Linked DNA regions of Homo sapiens: region 1 is linked to region 2. The links are chromatin contacts, found by Hi-C or POLR2A ChIA-PET in ENCODE. All regions are on one chromosome and are shown on one strand. Each heading gives the region's core, a stretch centred on a gene start or an enhancer-like site at or near the end of the contact. The rest is flanking DNA. Distances are from core to core; before and after follow the strand shown. Region 1 overlaps KSR1 (kinase suppressor of ras 1). Region 2 overlaps LINC03146 (long intergenic non-protein coding RNA 3146).

Region 1 (5,563 bases), core at 85-2,584, 180 kb after region 2:
CCTGAGTAGCTGGGATTACAGGTGCGTGCCACCATGCCTGGCTAATTTTTGTATTTTTAGTAGAGAGAGGGTGTCACCATGTTGGCCAGGCTGGTCTCAAACTCCTGACCTCAGGTGATCTGCCCACCTCAACCTCCCAAAGTGCTGGGATTACGGGTGTGAACCACTGTGCCTGGCCAAGTTAACACGTTTAGTCTTTAACACATTTGGTCTTTGGAAGAAACTGAAGCTCAGGAATGGATCAGTAATTTGTTAAAGGTCACACCGCTAGAAAAGAGTGGATCCAGTATGTGAGCCCAGCTCTGTCTAATCATGATGTTCAGTTCTTTCTCCTTCCCAGGAGAGACCTGTACTTCTTCACTTCTGGCTCCTGCTGTTTTTTTAAGCTGAGGATGTCCTCTTCTCTTCCTATTGAAACTCCATTTCTGGGCCAGGCATAGTGGCTCACGTCTGTAATCCCAGTGCTTTGGGAGGCTGAGAAAGGAGGATCTCTTGAGCCCAGGAGCTTGAGACCAGCCTGGGCAAGATGGTGAGACTCTGCCTCTACAAAAATTAAAATAAAAAAAGTTAGCTGGGTATAGTGGTGTTCACCTGTAACCCCAGCTACTCAGGAGGCTGAGGTGGGAGGATTGCTTGAGCCTGGGAGTGTGAGGTTGCAGTGAGCTACGGTCATGCCACTGCACTTCACCCTGGGTGACAAGAGAGACCCTGTCTCTACTGGAAAAAAAAACCACAAAAATCCCAAAACAAAACTTACACCACCTGTTCCCCAAAAACCTATTGGATAAAAAAACTCCATTTATTATTCTTTCAGTTTGGATAACATTTTATGATTATAAAAATGACACCCGTTCTTTAAAAATACAAAAAAGTAAATAATAAAACTTTCCAGTGTTTACATTTTGAGATGTTAATTTTGCTATAAAAATAGAAATTGACCTCAAAGTTGAAAAAAGAAAATTAATGCCTTAAATTAAAATAAAAAAGATATGTGAAGATCATACTGCAAATGTAGTTTTCTTACCTTGAGTTGTTAACTTTCTAGAAGATTATGGGCATTGCCTCATATGATTAAGTACACTGTTAAAAGGGACTTAAAAAAAAAAAGTTGCCTCATAGTGTTCTGTGATTGACACACCAGAATGTAGTTACCTACTTCCCCATGTTTGGCTATTTTAAGTTACACTTCCGTGAATAGGCTTATGCTTACACTTAATTGTTTCTTTAGGATAAATTCCTAGAAGTGGAGTCTGGCTCAAGGGGTGAGGGCCACCTGGTGAGGCTTCTGTTGCATCATCCTGTTTCTCTGCTGCCCTCCAGGGGGGCGATGCCGCTCCACGCTCCTGCCATGCTCCTGCCACAGCCACACTGGGGAGTCCCTCTGCCAATGTTGCCAAACATCTGCCCATATGTTTCCATTTTGTATTTCCTTGCTTATTATTAAGGTGGGAGGTTTGTTATGGTTGCCGGCAGAGGTAACTTTCCTTTGAGATAAACATGTATATTTCCTTGGCCTGTTTAACTGACTTGTTTGTGCAACCCCAGTCATTCTTCAAGACCCAATTCAAAGCTCATCTTTTCCATGAACTCTTTCCCGACACCCGTCTTTTCTCTGAAGCTGGAAGCTTTAATTTTCATATCTGAATTCTCACAGCCTGTGTGTATCTGAAAACCCTTGTCAAAGACACTTTTGCATTGCAACTTGATATCTTTGGCCCCCACTTGAATCTGAGGTCTTTAGGGTAGGAGATGGGTCATTCATTTCTGTGTTGTTTGCAGGGCCTTGGCACCATACTGGGTAACTAGTGGGTACTCGATACTCTTGAATGGATGGATAGATGGACACACACTGTTCTTAACAAACCAACCAACCCATCCCACACCCGTCAGCAAAATGAGTTTAATGCCACCTTATGAAATTGCTCTCTTCCTTTCCGCATCTTTGCCTTTGGAATCAGTGAGGTTTTGCTCCATCTAAAGACCCAGCAGGGGCTGGGCGCAGTCCCAGCACTTTGGGTGGCTGATGTGGGTGGATCGCTGGAGCCCAGGAGTTTGAGACCAGCCTGGGCAACATGGTGAAACCCTGTCTGTACAAAAAATACAAAAATTAGTTGGGTGTAGTTGTGTGTGGCAGTGGTCCCGGGTACTCAGGAGGCTGCGGTGGGAGGATCGTTTGAGCCTGGGAGGTCGAGGCTACACTGAGCCGTGATTACACCACCGCACTCCAGCCTAAGCAACAGAGTGAGACCCTGTCTCAAAAGAAAAAAAAAAGACCCAGCAGGGCAGATGGAGTAACCAGCAAAGCCGACCTTAGTGGTGAGGCTGGGCATGGCGGCCTGAGCAGGGATCGGCTCCAAATAGTACGTCTACCGTGGGCTCCTGGACCTTTCTCCCTTTGCTAGAAGAGAAGCACCAGCACCCTCCCTTTTCCTCTTGTGACATTTTAAAATGTATTATTCCCATTCATAGCCTTATAAAATCAGTACGCAGTAATTAGAGAACATTTGGAAAACACAGAAAAGTAGAAGGAAGAAAATAATTACCTATAGCCTTCCCACTCAGATCAGCCCATTCACAGATGACATTTCTGCTGTGTTTTCTTTCAGTTGTGTTTTCCAGGCAAAGACTTTGTGTGCGAGGTTTTGCTTACGTAGTTCTTGCCATCCATCATGTAGATTTTTTTGTCCTGCCTGTCGCTTAGTAAAATAACACAAAAAACTTCCTATGTTTTTGTAAACCTGCTCAGTGGCTCTGTCATAGTTTAGTAAGTGGTTTTACCATCACCTCCTTAGCTGTGCTTCCATTGTTGGGGCTTTGGGTTGTTTGCACTGTGTCCCTCTTGTAAACAATGTCGGGATGGACAAGTTTGTGCTGGGCGTTTCCTTGTCCCTTTGGCTGGTTACCTCAGGCAGACTGGCCCATACCAGCCCTTCCCCGCTTCATTCTCCTCCCTTGGGGCCAGTGCCCTATTCGCCTCTCGGTTTGTGTTTCTCAGTCTCCATGTGTAGCAATATGTTGAGAAACAGCTTCCTTTTTCAGGAAGAAAGCTCAAGATGTTGAACCTCGAGGAGGCTGTGCACAAAGGTGCAGAGTCCTGCCTGCTGGGTCATGGCCTTGGCACTGCAGGGCGGCCCCCTTCTGCCTCACAGGCCCAGGGTTACAGAAGGTGCAGGTGACGGGGAGGCCACGCCTTTGAAGGGGCTGCCTGGCAAACCTTTTCCCCTGACAGTAAGCTGAGGGGGTGGCCCTGGTCACATGTTGCAGGTCTCTGGAGGGGGTGTAGTGAATACCTGAGTCCATTTTCTGCCTGGTCCCACACTCGGATCCGTCATGGAAGATCTGGCCCCTGTGTTCTGTGGGCGAGTGCTTGGGGGAGAACCCCTCCTGTGGGGCTGCTGAGATGTGTGCTGTGCTGGAGGTGGCTTCAGCCCTGCTCCTCTGAGCAGCTGCTTGGGGCATGCTGTTGAGCTCCAGAGAGCACTTCAGCATATAGCCAGCAGCGCCCTGAGGAGCTGCAGTGACAAAGGCCACTGTGGCACTCAAGGCTCAGGTTTGGATGGTGGAGTAACATTGCCTAGGTTCACCTCCCACCCTGGACAGTTACTTTATCTCTCTTTCATCTCCACTTGGGGATAGTAATAACACCCACCTCCCCAGATGAAATGAGTTAGCATTTTATACACTTCTCAAAACAGTCCCTGTTTGTTAAATAAAAATAGGGAACCAGCGTTACCAGCTAGACCACTCGCTCACAGCAGGTTGAACCCAGGACTTCTGCCATCCAGTATGGGGGAAAGAGTGCTGGACAGAACCAGGAGACCGTCCTGGCACTGCCTTCTACTTTGTGTGAGTTTGACTAAGTCGTTGTCCCTCTCTGGGCCTCAGTTTCCTCATCAGTTTTTCATCTATTTCTGTGAGATGACCTTAGGCCCTTCTTGTCTTAGAACATCCAAGGATTTTGTAATTTAAAGGCATTTCAGACATCTGAAGATGGGTCTGGTCCTGCTAATAATCCTCACTGGTTGACGTGGTCCTTAGATGGGGCCAATTGCAAAGGTCAGAGGGCAGGAGATGCAGAGCCCTGTGGGGTTTGCCCGGTTTTTCTCAGTGCGGGTGAGCTATCCTCCACCTGGAGGGTTATGGTAGCTGGGTCACCTGGGAACAGGCCGTGGGAGAACTGGCCTCCTTGGGAATGTGTTGTCCTGCGCGGCAGAGCACTTTCAGGTACGGGCTGCTCTGTGAGGCCACCCTGTGCTCCAGCCCGCAGCACTTGAGACTGACTTGCCCTGAGGTTTGTGTGAGCGAAATCGGGTCTTATGCAACAGTGAGTGCGTGCATCTCCGCTTCGAGCTGTTACATCAGAAAGCTAAACACAGAGAGCCCTTGCAACTGGAGAACTAGCAGGAGGCCCTCGCTCTGGTTCTTTGTCAGCGGGTGGGACGGGGTAGGATGTGGCTTACAGGCAGCTGTGGAGGAGAGGACTGTGCTAGGAAAGAGGTTGGAGCTGGTGGACTCTCTCCCAGGCGCTGCTTTTCCAACAGGCTTTCTGGAAGGTTCTGGCCTCCTTCTGATCAGGTGGCAGAGCATCCCTGGGGCTCCTCACCAGTATTCGTGTGCTCTGGGTCAGTGATGTCTCCATCTGCATCACTGCTGGTGGAGCACAGTGGGAAAGGTCAGCCTTCAAACTGTGGAAGGTCAGACCCAGCGCCTCAAGCCTGGAGGGGCAGCGTGGGGCATCAGCCTCTTATGAGTTTAAGTTGGCTCTGACACATACCAGCTGGGTGACGTTGGGTTGGCTTCCTGACCCTCTGAGTCCTTTTTTATAAATGAGAACATTTGTACCAAGATGCCCAGCATTGGCCTGATGGACAGTAGGCACCCCAAAAGTCTCAGTCATTTAAGGAAGTAATGTAGCCCATGGTTAAGAGCATGGGCTGAGCAGCTGAACTTCCTGGGTTCAGTTTCTTGCTCTGCCACTTACTAGCCGCATGACATGGGACTGTTCCTCATCCTCAGTTTACGCCTCTGTACAATGGGGATAGTTGTGATAGGGCGTCTCTCACAGGTTTGTTGCAAGGATTAAGTGAGTTAATTCAGTTGTCCCTTGGTATCCATGGGGGAGTGGTCCCAGGAACCCCTGAGGATACCAAAATCCACAGATTCTCAAGCCCCCTTAGTACAGATGCAGATGCAACCATTCTTTTTTTTTTTTTTAAGATGGAGTATCACTCTGTCACCAGGCTGGAGTGCAGTGGCATAATCTTGGCTCACTGCAACCTCTGCCTCCCGGGTTCATGCAATTCTCCTGCCTCAGCCTCCCGAGTAGCTGGGACTACAGATGCACACCACCATGCCCAGCTAATTGTTGTATTTTTAGTAGAGACAGGGTTTCACCATGTTGGCCAGAATGGTCTCGATCTCTTGACCTTGTGGTCTGCCCGCCTCGGCCTCCCAAAGTGTTGGGATTACAGGTGTGAGCCCCCGCACCCAGCCGCAACCATTCATTTTTTTAAAAAGATTTCTGATCTGCCGTTGAATCTATGGATGCAGAACCCACAGATCC
Region 2 (5,376 bases), core at 312-2,811:
TGAGCTGAGATCACGCCATTGCACTCCAGCCTGGGCAACAGAGGGAGACTCTGTCTCAAAAATAGATAAATAAATAAATAAATAAATAAATAAATAAATAAATCCAACTAGTTTTTCTATGGAAATAAACAAGTTTTTAAAAAATTTATATAATAAAGGAATAAAGGGCCAAGACTAGCTAGGACACTATTGAAGAAGAAAGTGAGAAATAAGATGGGAGGGGCTTGTCCTACCATAATAAAGAATTATTATTAGCAAAGACAGACAAAGAGACCATGGGGCTGCACAGAGGACCCAGAGGTGGGCCACATATTGATGGGAACTTGGACTGTGATGGAGGTGGTTTTACTACACATCAGCGGGAAAATAAGACACCAATTTGTACATAATACCAGAACAACTGGCTAACAGATGCAAAATATAAAACTAGATTCCTTCCTCACATCGTACCCAAAGATAGACTCCGGATATATTTTTTAAAACTAAATATAAAAAGCCAAACTTTAAAACTTAAAAAAAATCTGCAAGCAAATACAACCATGAACTTGAAGGGGGTGGGTTTCTTAAATAAGATGAGAAGGACATATTTTATAAAGGAAAATGTTGATGAATTTGACTACCTTGAAATTTTAAACTTCTTTATGATGAAAGGTACCATAAATATGAAAAGGCAAGATATTGGCAATTCAGTACAACTTGTTTGTGTCCAGAATACATCAATAAAAGAAGAACAATTCAAGAGAAACAGGAAATTCACAGAAGAGGAAACCGGAATTGTCATAAACAAATGAAAAATGCTCAACTTCCCTAGTAATTATGAGAATTCAAATCAAAATAAAGACTTCATTTCACACTTATCAGATTGGCAAAAATTAAAAAGCCTAATAACACCATATTGGTAAAGATATGGGGAAATGAGAAGTCATAAGCGGCTGGTGGGAATACAAATTGGTAGAAGCTTAAAATCTTTTATTTGCAATTCCAAAATAGAAAAACTCTGAAAACTAAGTTTGCTCCCCTAAATTTGGTTTAAACTCCTTTATGTATGTATGCATGTATGTATGTATGTATGTATGTATGTATGTATGTATGTATTTTTGAGACGAGTCTCGCTGTGTCACCCAGGCTGGAGTGCAGTGGCGGGATCTCGGCTCACTGCATTCTCTACCTCCCGGGTTCAAGAGATTCTCCTGCCTCAGCCTCCTGGCAACCTCCACCACATCTGGCTAATTTTTGTATTTTTAGTAGAGAAGGGGTTTTGCTATGTTGGCCAGGCTGGTCTCGAACTCCTGACCTCAGGCGATCCACCCGCCTGGGCCTCCCAAAATGCCGGGATGACAGGCGTGAGCCACAGCGCCCGTCCTGGTTTAAACTCACTTTGTGACAAAACCTGATGGCAGCGGCGGGCCGTCCGCCGCGCTGGGGCGCGGGCGGCGGTGGCAGGAGCGGCTGCTGGAGCAGCAGTGGCGGCGGGTACCCTGTGCCCGCGTCCCCGAGGCAACCGACTGCGCCGCCCCCACCCTCGCGCGGCCGGGCGGGACGTGCCTCCAGATCAGGGCCTCCGGACCCTGGCCCCGCGTCGCCGCTCTTGCCCGCTGCTGCCGCCAGGAGGCCGCTGGGAGGAGGCGAAGCTGGGGCCGCATTCGGAAGCCCAGCGCCGTAAGGGAGAGGCGGCGCCTGCCCTACCAAAGGTGCGGAGTTCCTGCGCCTCCGGAGGAGGCTCTGCGCAGGGCCGCCCGGGGCAGCGTCCCTGGGGTCCACCCCTCATCGGGGTGACCGCGGGCCTGACACAACAGACGGCTGGGCCCTGGCCCACGATCCGCTCCCGGAGGCGCCCTGCCCCGGGCCGTGCGGCGAGCCGGGCGAGGGGAACTCCAGGCTGCCCCTGAGCGCCGGGGCCACGGGGCTAGGCTCGTGGAGAGGACGCCCCTGCCCCAGACCCGGCCCCGGCCCAGCGAGGACCAGGCGCCCCCGCCCCAGGCCGCGAGGGGTGCGGCTCGGGCATCACGCTTCACGTAGCAGGCGGGAGCCGGGAGCGGCAGCAGCCGCCCAAGTCCGGGCTGTGGACTCGGGCCCCTCTGCACTTTTGGGGGCCCAGGAAGGTGCTCGCCTTGTCCTTGCAGGCTTGGAGGTGCCTGTTCCCATTGCTTGGCCTCTGCTAGCTCCCGGCCCCCGCACGGATCTCGAAGTGGGGTTGGGGCCTAGCCCGAGGGCTGTCACACCCCCGCCTGGTGTGCGCATGCTAGGGGCAGTGCTGACACGCTCCACTGGTTTCAGATCAACTTTGGAGAATTTGGCGATAGCTAGTTAAAGCCGAAGATGTGCATGCACTGTGATCTAGCAACCATATGCCTCGCAAAACAGGCCGGGCGCGGTGACTCATGCCTGTAATCCCAGCAATTTGGGAGGCTGAGGCGGGTGGATCACTTGAGCCCAGGAGTTTTGAAACCATCCTCCTGGTCAACATGGCAAGACCCCTGTCTACAAAAAATTTAAAATTTAGCTGGGTGTGGTGGCATGCGCCTGTAGTCTCAGCTACTTGGGAGGCTGAGGTGGGAGGATTGCTTGAACCTAGGAAGTTGAGGCTTCAGTGAGCTGTGATTGTGCCAATGCACTCCAGCCTGGGTGGCAGAGCAATACCCTGTCTCAAAAGGAAAAAACACCCACACATCGATACAAGAATTTTCACTGCAGTGCTGTGTGTAATAACGAAAATGGGAACAACCAACAGTCCATTAGGAAAGGAACAAATAAATAAACAGGTTTATTCAAACAATGGGAAACTATGGAGCATTTAAAATTAACGAATCAGATCTACAATGTAATAACACGGGTAAATCTCAAAAATGAGTGAAAAAGCAAATTTCAAAGAGATTTACACAGTATGATAGTATATATGTACATATATTGTTAATGTATGTGTTATATTTGTGTATGTAATCCCAACACTTTAGGAAGCTGAGGTGCGTGGATCACTTGAGACCAGGAATTCGAGACTAGCCTGGCCAACATGGTGAAACTCCATCTCTACTAAAAATATAAAAATTAGCCAGGCGTGGTGGCTTAGACCTGTAATCTCAGCTAATTTGGAGGCTGAGGCAAGAGGATCGCTTCCTGGGCCCCCATATTTTATATACGTATGAAATATACATATTATCGATATGGTATTGTATACATTGATATATACCTCTGTAGTAAATGTGTATGTATGTATGTGTATATATACATGGTCAAGAAGGATCTACACTAACTTGAGACACTGGTTATCTATACAAGGGAAAATGGGAGGGCTTTAGATTTATCAGTTTTGGGGGTTTTTTTGTTTTGTTTTTTCGAAAAAAGAAATAGAAAGCAAATGTGGCAAAATGTTGACATTTGTTAAACCTGTGTGGGCAAGTACAGAGGTCTATTTAGTATTCTTTGTGCCATATTATATTATATTATATTATATTTTTTGAGACAGAATCTCACTCTGTCACCCAGGCTGGAATGCAGTGGCACAATCTCGGCTCACTGCAGTCTCTGCCTCCAGGGTTCAAGCCATCCTCCTTCCTCAGCCTCCCAAGTAGCTGAGATTACAGGCACCTGCCACCATCCCTGGCTAATTTTTGTATTTTTAGTAGAGACAAGGTTTCACCATGTTGGCCAGGCTGGTCTTGAACTCCTGGCCTCAAGTGATCTGCAAGCCTTGACCCCCTGCTCCCCCAAAGTGCTGGGATTACAGGCATGAGCCGCTGTGCCCAGCCTGGGTTTGTTATTAAAGGCAGTTTGGCTCTCAGTGCACCCCTTTCCCACGTGATGCCTTCTGACATGTTATGACATGAGGCCCTCCCCAGAGGCCAAGCAGATGCAGTCCCTTGACCTAGGACTTCCCAGCCTCTAGAATTGTAAGAAATAAATTCTTTTCTTTATAATTTACCCAGTCTCTGGTGTTCAGTTATAGCAATAGGAAACAGATGAAGACACTGTTTTCCACAGTGGCTGGAACATTTTACATTCCCTCCAACTGCACAAGGGCTTCACTTTCTTCACATTCTTGTCCACACTTGTTATTTTCTGTTTTTGTTTTACAGTAGCCATTCTGATGGGTGTGAGGTGATATCTCATTGTGTGGCTTAAAAAAAAAAACATTACTTTTATTGGAAACAAATAATGTGCCTCAAGATGTTGGCAACAAGTCATGATATAGACATATATTTCATACAGTGTGTTTCTCCCTTTAATTACATTCCAGCAGGAGGTGGAATACCTCCTTGGCTATGAGGAGCATAAGTATTTGATGGGTTGTGTAAGTTGGTCTCCTCATACTTGTACACACGCCAAGCATTTCCCCTCCAAAGTATCATATTCAGAAAGACAAAGATCACAGATACATTTAGGAATCCCATGCTGGTCACAGAGCCAAAATAACACATTATTATGATTTCTTACAAGCAGAAGTTCCTGAACAATATTTTGACCAGTAGTTATTTTAATATCTGCAAGAGCTTTTGCCCAAGCGAGCTTTTGAAGTGCTCACCAATCGCAAAAGATGGCAACAAGAGTAATGACAAAGCCAATCATGGGAAGTTTATGACTACCCTGATATAGGTTCCTGTAACCAACATAAAGCACGACAGCAATGCAGTACAGGAAGACAGAGACTGCAAATGTAATGGAATTGTGCAGAAGCACAGTCATCTCCTAGGAGGACTTGACTTTCCAATTTATATCATACACATTAATACCTGGAGGTGACTGAAATGATGCCTGATTTAACCTGAATGGATAATCAGAAGTAGCTGTAATAGTTTCGTCAGTAACTGTAGGAGGACAATTCACTTGAATTTCTGTTTGCTCTTAAAAACCTCCACAGGTGGCAAAAGAGAAGATGGAAGCCATCTACTCCAGGCCCTTGAGGAAGCTGAGCGGCTCCCTGAGTAGGGTTGAGGTGGATCCAGAAGGCAACATCCTCTGGAAGGAAGGAGAGTCAGGATGGTGGGGGCCTCACTATGGTTTTGATTTGCGTTTCCCTAAAGATTAGTGATGTTGAACATCTTCCCAAGTGCTTATTGGCCGCTTGTTTATTTTCTTTGGAGAAATGCCTATTCAAGTCCTTTGCCCATTTTTGAATCAGGATTGATTTTCTATGGTCTAGCTGTAGTTCTTTATACACTGTGGATATTGATTCCTTATCAGAGCTATGATTTGAAAATATTTTCTCCCATTCTATAGGTTGCTTTTTTCACTCTGTTGATTATACTCTTTGACACACCCATGGAGAAGATTTTAAAGGGCAGGTAGAAGTCAGACAGTTTGAGCAGCAGCGTAGTGAAGAGAAGGCCTTTCAATCGAAGGAAATAGTCTGTGCAAACACACAGAGGAGAGAACCGCAAC

What was found. A loop is a pair of places that touch in the nucleus more often than their neighbours do. ChIA-PET counts read pairs that join two places held with the same protein, here RNA polymerase II (POLR2A). Pooled maps may share reads with other maps.
Region 1: a pooled map shows a loop between it and region 2 (3-fold over the local background). The contact joins two enhancer-like sites. A Hi-C loop is called at or near these places in 1 of 168 maps with a recorded cell type or tissue (PC-9), 1 of 37 single-sample maps with no recorded cell type and 9 of 50 pooled maps. POLR2A ChIA-PET finds 5 or more read pairs at or near these places in 2 of 52 experiments (A673 and AG04450).

Annotation. Positions count from the first base shown.
Region 1 is chr17:27,528,189-27,533,751 of GRCh38, forward strand. All of the region lies in intron 1 of KSR1 (kinase suppressor of ras 1), which reads left to right. Among named protein-coding and RNA genes, the nearest start is that of KSR1, 75 kb to the left of the region's middle. RefSeq lists a silencer at 4,703-4,888. Within about 2 kb of position 1,335, at least 9 of the 41 ENCODE cell types and tissues checked have a DNase peak (open chromatin) inside an H3K27ac peak, as active enhancers do.
Region 2 is chr17:27,347,635-27,353,010 of GRCh38, forward strand. LINC03146 (long intergenic non-protein coding RNA 3146) reads left to right here. Exons shown (of 3, transcript XR_007065677.1): 3 at 4,856-5,376. LOC124903959 (a long non-coding RNA gene) reads left to right here. Exons shown (of 2, transcript XR_007065679.1): 2 at 711-857. LOC124903958 (a long non-coding RNA gene) reads right to left here. Exons shown (of 2, transcript XR_007065678.1): 2 at 2,732-4,114. It also overlaps the pseudogene SYPL1P2. Among named protein-coding and RNA genes, the nearest start is that of LINC03146, 18 kb to the left of the region's middle. RefSeq lists a silencer at 1,262-1,971. Within about 2 kb of position 1,562, at least 28 of the 41 ENCODE cell types and tissues checked have a DNase peak (open chromatin) inside an H3K27ac peak, as active enhancers do.